Regions from separate parts of the Mus musculus genome. Here region 2 is linked to region 1. A link is a contact called in ENCODE Hi-C or POLR2A ChIA-PET data. All regions are on one chromosome and are shown on one strand. Each heading gives the region's core, a stretch centred on a gene start or an enhancer-like site at or near the end of the contact. The rest is flanking DNA. Distances are from core to core; before and after follow the strand shown.

The links. Hi-C counts contacts between places; a loop is a spot of excess contacts on that map. ChIA-PET counts read pairs that join two places held with the same protein, here RNA polymerase II (POLR2A).
Region 2: a map of v-Abl transformed pro-B cells shows a loop between it and region 1 (4-fold over the local background). The contact joins the promoter of Atox1 here to the enhancer-like site in region 1. A Hi-C loop is called at or near these places in 1 of 37 maps with a recorded cell type or tissue (v-Abl transformed pro-B cells). POLR2A ChIA-PET finds 5 or more read pairs at or near these places in 1 of 5 experiments (embryonic stem cell).

Annotation. Positions count from the first base shown.
Region 1 is chr11:54,869,465-54,873,778 of GRCm38, reverse strand. It overlaps Hint1 (histidine triad nucleotide binding protein 1), which reads right to left. Exons shown (of 3, transcript NM_008248.3): 2 at 3,827-3,931; 3 at 3,273-3,590. The coding sequence ends at 3,426. Among named protein-coding and RNA genes, the nearest start is that of Hint1, 5.2 kb to the right of the region's middle. Within about 2 kb of position 1,371, at least 2 of the 3 ENCODE cell types and tissues checked have a DNase peak (open chromatin) inside an H3K27ac peak, as active enhancers do.
Region 2 is chr11:55,459,828-55,463,721 of GRCm38, reverse strand. It overlaps Atox1 (antioxidant 1 copper chaperone), which reads left to right and starts at 2,514. Exons shown (of 4, transcript NM_009720.3): 1 at 2,514-2,634. The coding sequence starts at 2,629.

The DNA.
Region 1 (4,314 bases), core at 122-2,621:
TCTCTCCCCACAAAGGCGGTCTGTCAGCCAAATTCTCTAGCACAATTCATCCCAAATATTTAGCTGCCACCCTTTCCTGATCAATGCTTTAGCTTTCTAGCAGACTCTATACATGTGTTGATTAAGCAAACAGCACTTGGCAGCACTGAGAACCCACAACTGTGTTGGACTTGCCACTTTTTCAGATCTTCCATTGCTGGGGTGTGTTTTGCAAAATTTCTTACAAAGGCATGCTTTCAATCCTAGCAGACTGCCTTGGCAGAAGCAGGTGGATCTCGGTGAGTTGGAGACCAGCTTAGTCTACAGAGTGAGTTCCAGGACAGCCTAGGCTACACAGAGAGATCCTGTCTCAAAATAAAACAAAACAAAACAAAACAAAACATTATTACAAAGTTATACAGCAGAGTCACAGAAAGTCCCTGGGTTTTAAATTGACAAGTGAGCTAATTACTATTTAGAATTGATATTGTTACTGTGAAGATTTCAGCAATACGAAATTGATTTGGTGGCACACACCTATAATCCCAGCACTTATATAAAGGCAGGAAGACCAGAGGTTTAAGGTCATCCATCCTCAACTATGTATTAAGATGAAGGCCAACCCCATATGAGTTCTTGTCTCAAAAAAACAAAGAAAGCTAGGTATGTGGTTCATACAGCTAACCCCTGAACTTAGGAAGTTCAGAAGGATCAGAAAGCCATGTCATCCTTGCTACACAGCAAGTTTTGGTCATCCTGAGCTACATAAGACCCTGTCACAAAACACAATTTCAGCAATATTAGGAATAATAATAAAAGTTGGGTATGGTGGTGAATGCCTATACACTTTGTCGTCTTTATCTCACTGTACTTGGATGGCAGAGGCAGGTGAGTCTGTGAGTTCCAAGATAGCCAGGACTATATTAGAAACCCTGTCTCTCTTGGCATAACCTTTATAGAATACTGTGGTGACTGCATTTGGAAGCTCAATGCCATGCCCTTAATTGGCACAAATGAGTTACTCCTCTCCTTTGCTGTTTTTCACAGGCTCTGACTCTGAAACTCCACTACCCTTGATGTTCACTCGATTCTCCTTGCCTTAATCCCAAACCAGTACAATCAGGCAGTCTCCATTCTTTACCAGGCCATCTCACTTTCTAGGATTCCACTAACTTGTCAGTTACCTTTGTGAAACAAAGCTTAATGAATAGCTCACAGGTTAATTCAGGGAATAAGCAGAAATAAAAACAAGTTATGGAGAAAAACTGCCAGAGAGCCAATGAGCAGTACACTCCGCTATTACCGGACAAAGGACCCAGCCTGCACTGTTGTCTTCCCTGGCATTCAGCACTGGATCTGAGGGTTCACAACACAGACATCATTGTGCCTGCCAACTGGAAGCTGCTGCCACGGACACCAGGATGAAGTGTCCACTGTCCTTGTTCCTGTGTCATTAGTTTCAGATTCAAAATCCCAGATAAGTGCATCTGATTGGCAGAGCCTAAGTCAAGGGCTTGCATCCCAGCTGGGCGGAGCAGCAACTTCTTACTGGTCTCCTCAGCAGCTTCTTTTAGGGGCAAGGACTCTCTCAAATAGGAGGGGGTTCAGAAACTGCAAGTGTCCCGTACATTTATGCTGCTCTAGGCAGATGCCTCATGATGTAATACTAAAGTACAAGTTTGTTTTTGCACCAAAACAAGTCTCTTTTCTAAACTGCAATAAAACACCCTGCCAAGGACGGAAGTTGGCTCAGTGAGAAAGAGCACTTGCTACTCTCACAGAGGACAAGAGTTGGGTTCCCAGCACCCACGTGGCAGCTCAAAACCACTTGTAACTCCAGCCCCAGAGGGATCCCATGTCAGTGTGATTTGCTCACAGGGACTGCTAGTTGTTGACAGTTCTGTTGTCAGCCCAGGCCTTTCCAGTGGGCTCTAGAAGTTCCTCAGCCAGTTGCTGGCTTCCCCCAAGCAAGCAACATAGCTTGTTCCAGATGCTGTAAAGTGCCATTAACTGAGTGGCTTCTAGCATCAACTCCTCATCGTTCAATACCGTGTAAGGGGTCACACATGGAGTCTTCTGACTTGTCTTCACATGGCAAAGGAGCTACACACAGCCTTTTGTTAGGTCAGAATCCAGTTATTTCTCTCTGTCACTTAGCAAAAGCCCCTTCTCCCTACAGCATCATAGCAGAGGTAAGGAATTTGTTGGATATAAATGTTCATCTACAGCAGAAGGCATCCCAGAGACCACAGTGTAGACCAGATCACCCTTTAAGACCTAACCTCAGAACTCTTACCTTCCTTCCTTCTGCCATACTGATAATCTCTCAGGCCAGCCCACATTCTGAATACACAAGAATGGGAAGACCAGAAGAGATTCTTGTGGGCTATCCTGGAGACTGGCTGCCATATGAAGTCTGGGTGTCTGTCCCAGGACAATTAAAGGCAGAGGTCCCGGGCAGGAGGAGGACAATGGGTGTTATCTACCTGCTGTATTAATGCTGGCTCGGTTCATCAGGACAGGAAGTGTTCCTGAAAAAAGCAGACTCTTCCCGCGTGCTCCCTGCTTCATTCTCAACCATGCCATAGATCCTTCCAAAACTCTTCCCCAACATAGAACAGAAAGCCAGGAAAATGACAGGGGAGAGGAAAACCATGAAAGGCATTTTAAAAGATGCATTATCTATACATATGTTTTAAATACAACATAAAATGGAAAAAGAAAGTGTTACATGTAAAGGCCAGTTTTCCTAATCTATCCAGAAACACTCAAGGCCAGGAGGTATAATAATCCCAACCCTTGGGAGGCAGGAGAATCACCTATGTGTTAGAGGCCAGCCTGGTCTACATAGTGAGCTTCAAGCTAACCAGGGTTAGCCTGAACTATCTCAAAAAAAATTTTTTTTAAAAAAGGGTGTGTGTGTATGAGAAAGGGGAAATCTCCTGAATTAATAATTTAACCTGAGAGGATATTTCAAATCAAAATTTTGTAATTTATTAAAGACCACTTAAACTACCACAGTATTCAATGCCAGGGTCTCCTTGAAAAAAAAAATGTGATAAAGTTGGGTTGTGAGCTGATCTCTAGTTTTGACACAGGGTCTCACTGTGTAGACAAACCTGGCCCAAACTCCCAGAGATCCACTTGCCTGTCTCCTGAGTACTGGACTTAAAGCTCTGGGCCTATCTTAGTGGTAGATCCTTTGCCTGGCTTTCTGTGGCCCTGAGTCTGCTGAGAACCTCTATGCATTCCCTACCCTCAGCATTCCACCACACAGATTCCAGAGTAACAAATCCACTCATAGACGTGCAACAATGTCTTTTATTAGGCACAGAATTTTAAATGATCTCTTCAATTTCTCCATATACAGGCAAAACTACGTGTGCCATTTATCTTACTGGAGCTTGCCAACTATCTAGAGAAGGACACTTTATCCCCAACCTGCTTTAACCAGGAGGCCAGTTCATCTGCCGACCCCCAAGGACATGGAGGTGAATGTGATAGACAGACTGTCCCCCGTCTGCACCTTCATTCACCACCATCCGGTACCCGCGCTTCAGGCCCAGATCTGCAGCACATTTCTTGCCAACAATCATTAAATGTCCTAGAAGCTGCAAAAGAAAAAAAAATCATAAACACAGAAAATGTACACTGCTGACCACTAAATAACAAGCAATCAAGCTGGGGGCGGTGGAGCATGCCTTTAATCCCAACACTCAGGAGATGGAGACAGGCCAGTCTCCATTGAGTTCCAGGCCAGCCTGGTCCACATAGGAAATTCCAGGACAGCCAGGGATACATAGAGAAAACAAACAAACAAAAAGTGTAATGTTAGAAATTTACTTACACTTTCATCATCATCATCTGCTACAGAAATCTGGGATATATGCTTCTTGGGTATCACCAGAAAGTGTGTTGGTGCTTGAGGGGAAATGTCATGAAAAGCAAGACACTAGGGAAAAAAAACAAAACAATAGAAGCTTTAGTATATCACCTGCTAGGCTAAAACACTCTCTGTCAAGCAGTTTGAATGGGAGGCACCAAACAGTCGCTAAGGAAACAGATGTGTACATAATGTACATGGCCTCACAATCCTTTGCACGTAACTTAGTCTTAGGATGGAGCCTAAGCAGAGATGTGATTCTTAGTGGTCACACACATTATGAAAGGGTGAGAGGGGCAATCATCACAGAGGAGTATGGTTTGGACTGGGTGATTAAGGACAGCCATTCTGAGACAGTGACACTGCATCTGTGCCTTAATAGTTCTCACAGGCCTGTACACTTGAATGCTTAGTCATCAAGCATGCTCACGATAGCTCTTTCTCTCCCCCCA
Region 2 (3,894 bases), core at 1,265-3,764, 590 kb before region 1:
ATTTTTTAAATTTAAAATTAAAACCTTACATGGGTGGAGGTGGTGGCTCACGCCTTTAATCCCATCACCCAGGAGGCAGAGGCAGGCAGATCTCTGAGCCCCAGGGCAGACTAGTCTAAAGACTGAATTCCAGAACAGCCAGAGTTATACAAAAGAAACCCTATGTCGAAGATGGATGGATGGATGGATAGATAGATAGATAGATAGATAGATAGATAGATAGAATAACCTTTTCCCTTGTTCTGAGAGGCAGTCAATCAATCTAGCAAAACTTTAAATGGCAGACAATTCCTCACATACCAATTTGTTCTATTTTTAATTTTAGGGAACTGTGTGTGGTGACATCGCAACACTAGGTGCATTAAGGCCAGAAGCAAGCTGTACATCATCAGGTGAGGACTCTCAGTGAGGCATGTCAAGGGCAAGTAAAGAAAGTTGACTTCAGGAGATGAAATAAAGATGGCTTCCCTTCCCCCAGAATAAGTCTGGGGCCATCAGTGCTCAGCACTAGCTCCGTGGCTCTTGCATCAGCCTCTGGGACATTTCTGTCATGGACAGCTAGACGGAAGGTCCTTGTTCTCTAGAAGTTATGTGGAGTTGGAGCAAGGAGGCAGAGAGTGGTATCAGTTCCCTTTGGGGATATAGATGCTTTCCCAGAAGCCTCCCAGCCAGAACGTTCTGCAGGGGGACCTGTTTCTCGGACACTTATGTCTTAACCTTCTGGACAGTTGAATCTTCTCACATCCATCACACTTTTGTATCAGGGTGAAGGGTTATTAGTGCTTGGGACATGGTGTTTTGTAGTGTAGACTGGCTTTGAACTTTCAGCAATCCCCCTGCTTCCAATTCTTTTTGTTGTTGTTTGTTTGTTTTTGTTTTTGTTTTGGGGGGGTTGAGACAGGGTTTCTCTGTGTAGCCCTAGCTGTCCTGGAACTCACTCTGTAGACCAGGCTGGCCTCAAACTCAGAAATCCGCTTGCCTCTGCCTCCCGAGTGCTGGGAGCAAGGCGTGCACCACCATCGCCCAGCCTATTATGTTCTTACATTTATTTTATTTTAGTTCATTTTATTTAAGACAGGTTCTCATGAGGCTCAGACTGGCCTCCAATTCATAAATCCCCTGCCTCAGCCTCTGGAGTGTAGGGGGAATGCTTGTTTTTTTTTTTTTTAAGATTTATTTATTTATTATATGTAAGTACACTGTAGCTGTCCTCAGACACCCCAGAAGAGGGCATCAGATTTCGTTACGGATGGTCGTGAGCCACCATGTGGTTGCTGGGATTTGAACTCGGGACCTTTGGAAGAGCAGTCGGCGCGCTCTTAATTACTGAGCCATCTCGCCAGCCCCGGGAATGCTTGTTTATAGACACATGTGTGCCACCCTTACCCCATCCAGCTAGTCTTAGATTCTTAGGCTTTCCCCTGTTAGCCAACTTCTTATAACTTTTATGTTCAAATTATAGCATGGTTTCAGACTGAACCCATCCTGACACACAAAATGGCAGATTGCCTACTTAGTTTAGGGATCTCCTCTCAGCCTCCAGCTCAAGGACACAAATGGCTGGTAGAGGAGATAGATCCAGTCGGTTGGTCCTTCTGGCACTCTTGAGGAAGCCAATCTTCTTCATGGGTGTCAGTTACCCATGCAGTAACTCGGTTTACTGGGGCTGCCATAATTGGGTGGGAAGGACGCAGTCTCATGGGTTTTTTGTTTTGTTTTGTTTGTTTGTTTGTTTGTTTGTTTTTTGCATAGCCCTGGAGCTTGCTCTGTAGACCAGGCTGGCTTTGAACTTAAGAGATCCACCTGCCTCTGCCTCCAGAGGGCCAGGATTGAAGGAAGGCATGACCACCACCTGGCCCAGCTCTGCCTCAACTTTTCAAGCACTGGGATTACAGTTGTGAATTTATCTACTATGTGCCTTAAATTTGGATTTCTTTTTTAATATGTTTTTTCAGGAAAGGGTCTCAAGAAGTCCAGGATGCCCTTGAACTTTGCAGCCGCAGTAAGCCTTGAACCCAGAAATCTTCTGCCTCAGCCACGTTAGTATCCGGGTCAACAGGCCTGGCGCCCTAGGTCAGGCCACTGTAGTTTAGGGACTGAGTTGAGTGGTAAGCAAGAGAGATGGTCCCTTTAGGGAGATGCCAGATCTTTTATTCCCAGAGCCTTGGCCTTGCATTCCCTAGCCCTGTTTCAGAAATGACCCAGCAGAAAACGCAGGTCTGGCCTCCACAAGATAGCCTTAGCTTGACCTCAAAAAAGCCTGGCCTTTCCGCGTCCGGAGGGGCGTGACCTAACCCAAAAGAGAGGCGGGACCTAGTGAAATATTCATATCGAAAGGCACGGTAAGCAAGAGGAGGCCAGCCCAAGGGAGGAACCTAGCTCTAACTGGACCGGAAGGGACAGGGAATTTAGCAGATCCTTCCTCAAAGGGCCGGGCCTTGACGAAGCTAGCCCCGGAAGAGGCGGGGCATAAGTGGAGCCCAGCCCTAGGGCGGGGCCTGGCCGAAGGATGGGTTGGCCTGAGGGCGGGGCTTTCAGGAGCGCTCTCCGGAAGCGCAGCTTTGGTGTCCGGGAGAGGAGTTCCAGTCGTCGTCGCCGCTGCCACTGCCCGTGTGTGCCGCGTCAGTCATGCCGGTAAGTGGCCGTTCGACCCGCGGGAACTTCTGTCTCCAGCCCGGATGCACTGTTTCCGAGCCCGACGCTGCTGTCAGGGCGCAGGCCGTGGCCAGAGCTGCAGTCGTTTCTCAGTTTACCTTCCGCACGGTCCTCCGGCTTCGGGACCCTCCGGAAAGCTGCAGAGAGCAGTGTAGTGCAGAACACAGGCCTCCGGATCGCCCTAGAGAGTCTTCGAGAGGCAGCCCCATCCTTTTCTGCATAATGGGGAAACTGAGGCAGGGAGGTAGGGCAGAGAACCCATATAGGAATGCGGGTACCTGGCCTTTCCACATGCATACCCTGCCGCCTGCAGGCTTTCCAGAGAAGCATGTCTCTGTTCATCTCTCCTGCCCACACTGCCCTGCTTCCACTTCAGCACTGGGCCGACAGGGTACTTTCTTCCCCAACCAGGAATCCCAAAGCTCAGAGCAGAGTTTAAGGAGCCGAGAGCAGCGCTTATCTTGCCTTTGAAATCACCCCACTCCTTTGCATGGCGGCTTCTAGTCTCATTGCTTAATTTAAAATGAAGGCCTTACATGAGGCCTTGGCACATTACACAAGAAGAGAAGAAAAACCCCAGTGCTTGCTGGAAAGCGTTTATTGTTGGGAGCTAGCTAGGTAGGTAGGATACAAGATGGAGCCAGACCACCTGGGAAGTGCTGGGCAAAACCAGTTGTACTTGTTTGGGGGCAAGCTCTAATCTCAACTGAGTTCCGGAGATGCTGGTCTAGAGTTGTGGAGTGGAGAGCATTTTCCTCCCAGTGCCTCTCAACCCAGAGGTCTCCCAGGAGTATTCTGTGTTTTAGCAGCTTATCTTCTGGGAATGAACCTGAGGCTTCTTCCTGGTACAAATCCTTAAACCTCTCAGGTGTCATTCTTGTGGTTCCTGCCCATTGTCTTCAGACCCTGTCTGCACAAAGCACAGACCAAAAAAAAAAAAAAAACTTGGTAAAGTCCATCCTGCCAGTCAAGCTAGTCCATGTGACAGACTCCTTGGTGACCTCAGGATTCCAGAGTGGAGGCTGCCCGGCTGCTCTTCAGAGGGCAGCAGTGAAGGAAAAAAATAGCTTGAGGGCCTCTCTGTTCTGTGTCTGCCTCTGGGGACACAGGATTTAATGGGAGATGAACAGGCACCTTATCAAGACAAATTGCTAAGTGCAGGGAGGTATTGGTCAAGTGCTACCTCCAATCTAGCCAGGGAAGTAAGTCTTACCCAAGATAGTTTGCAGACCAAAGCTT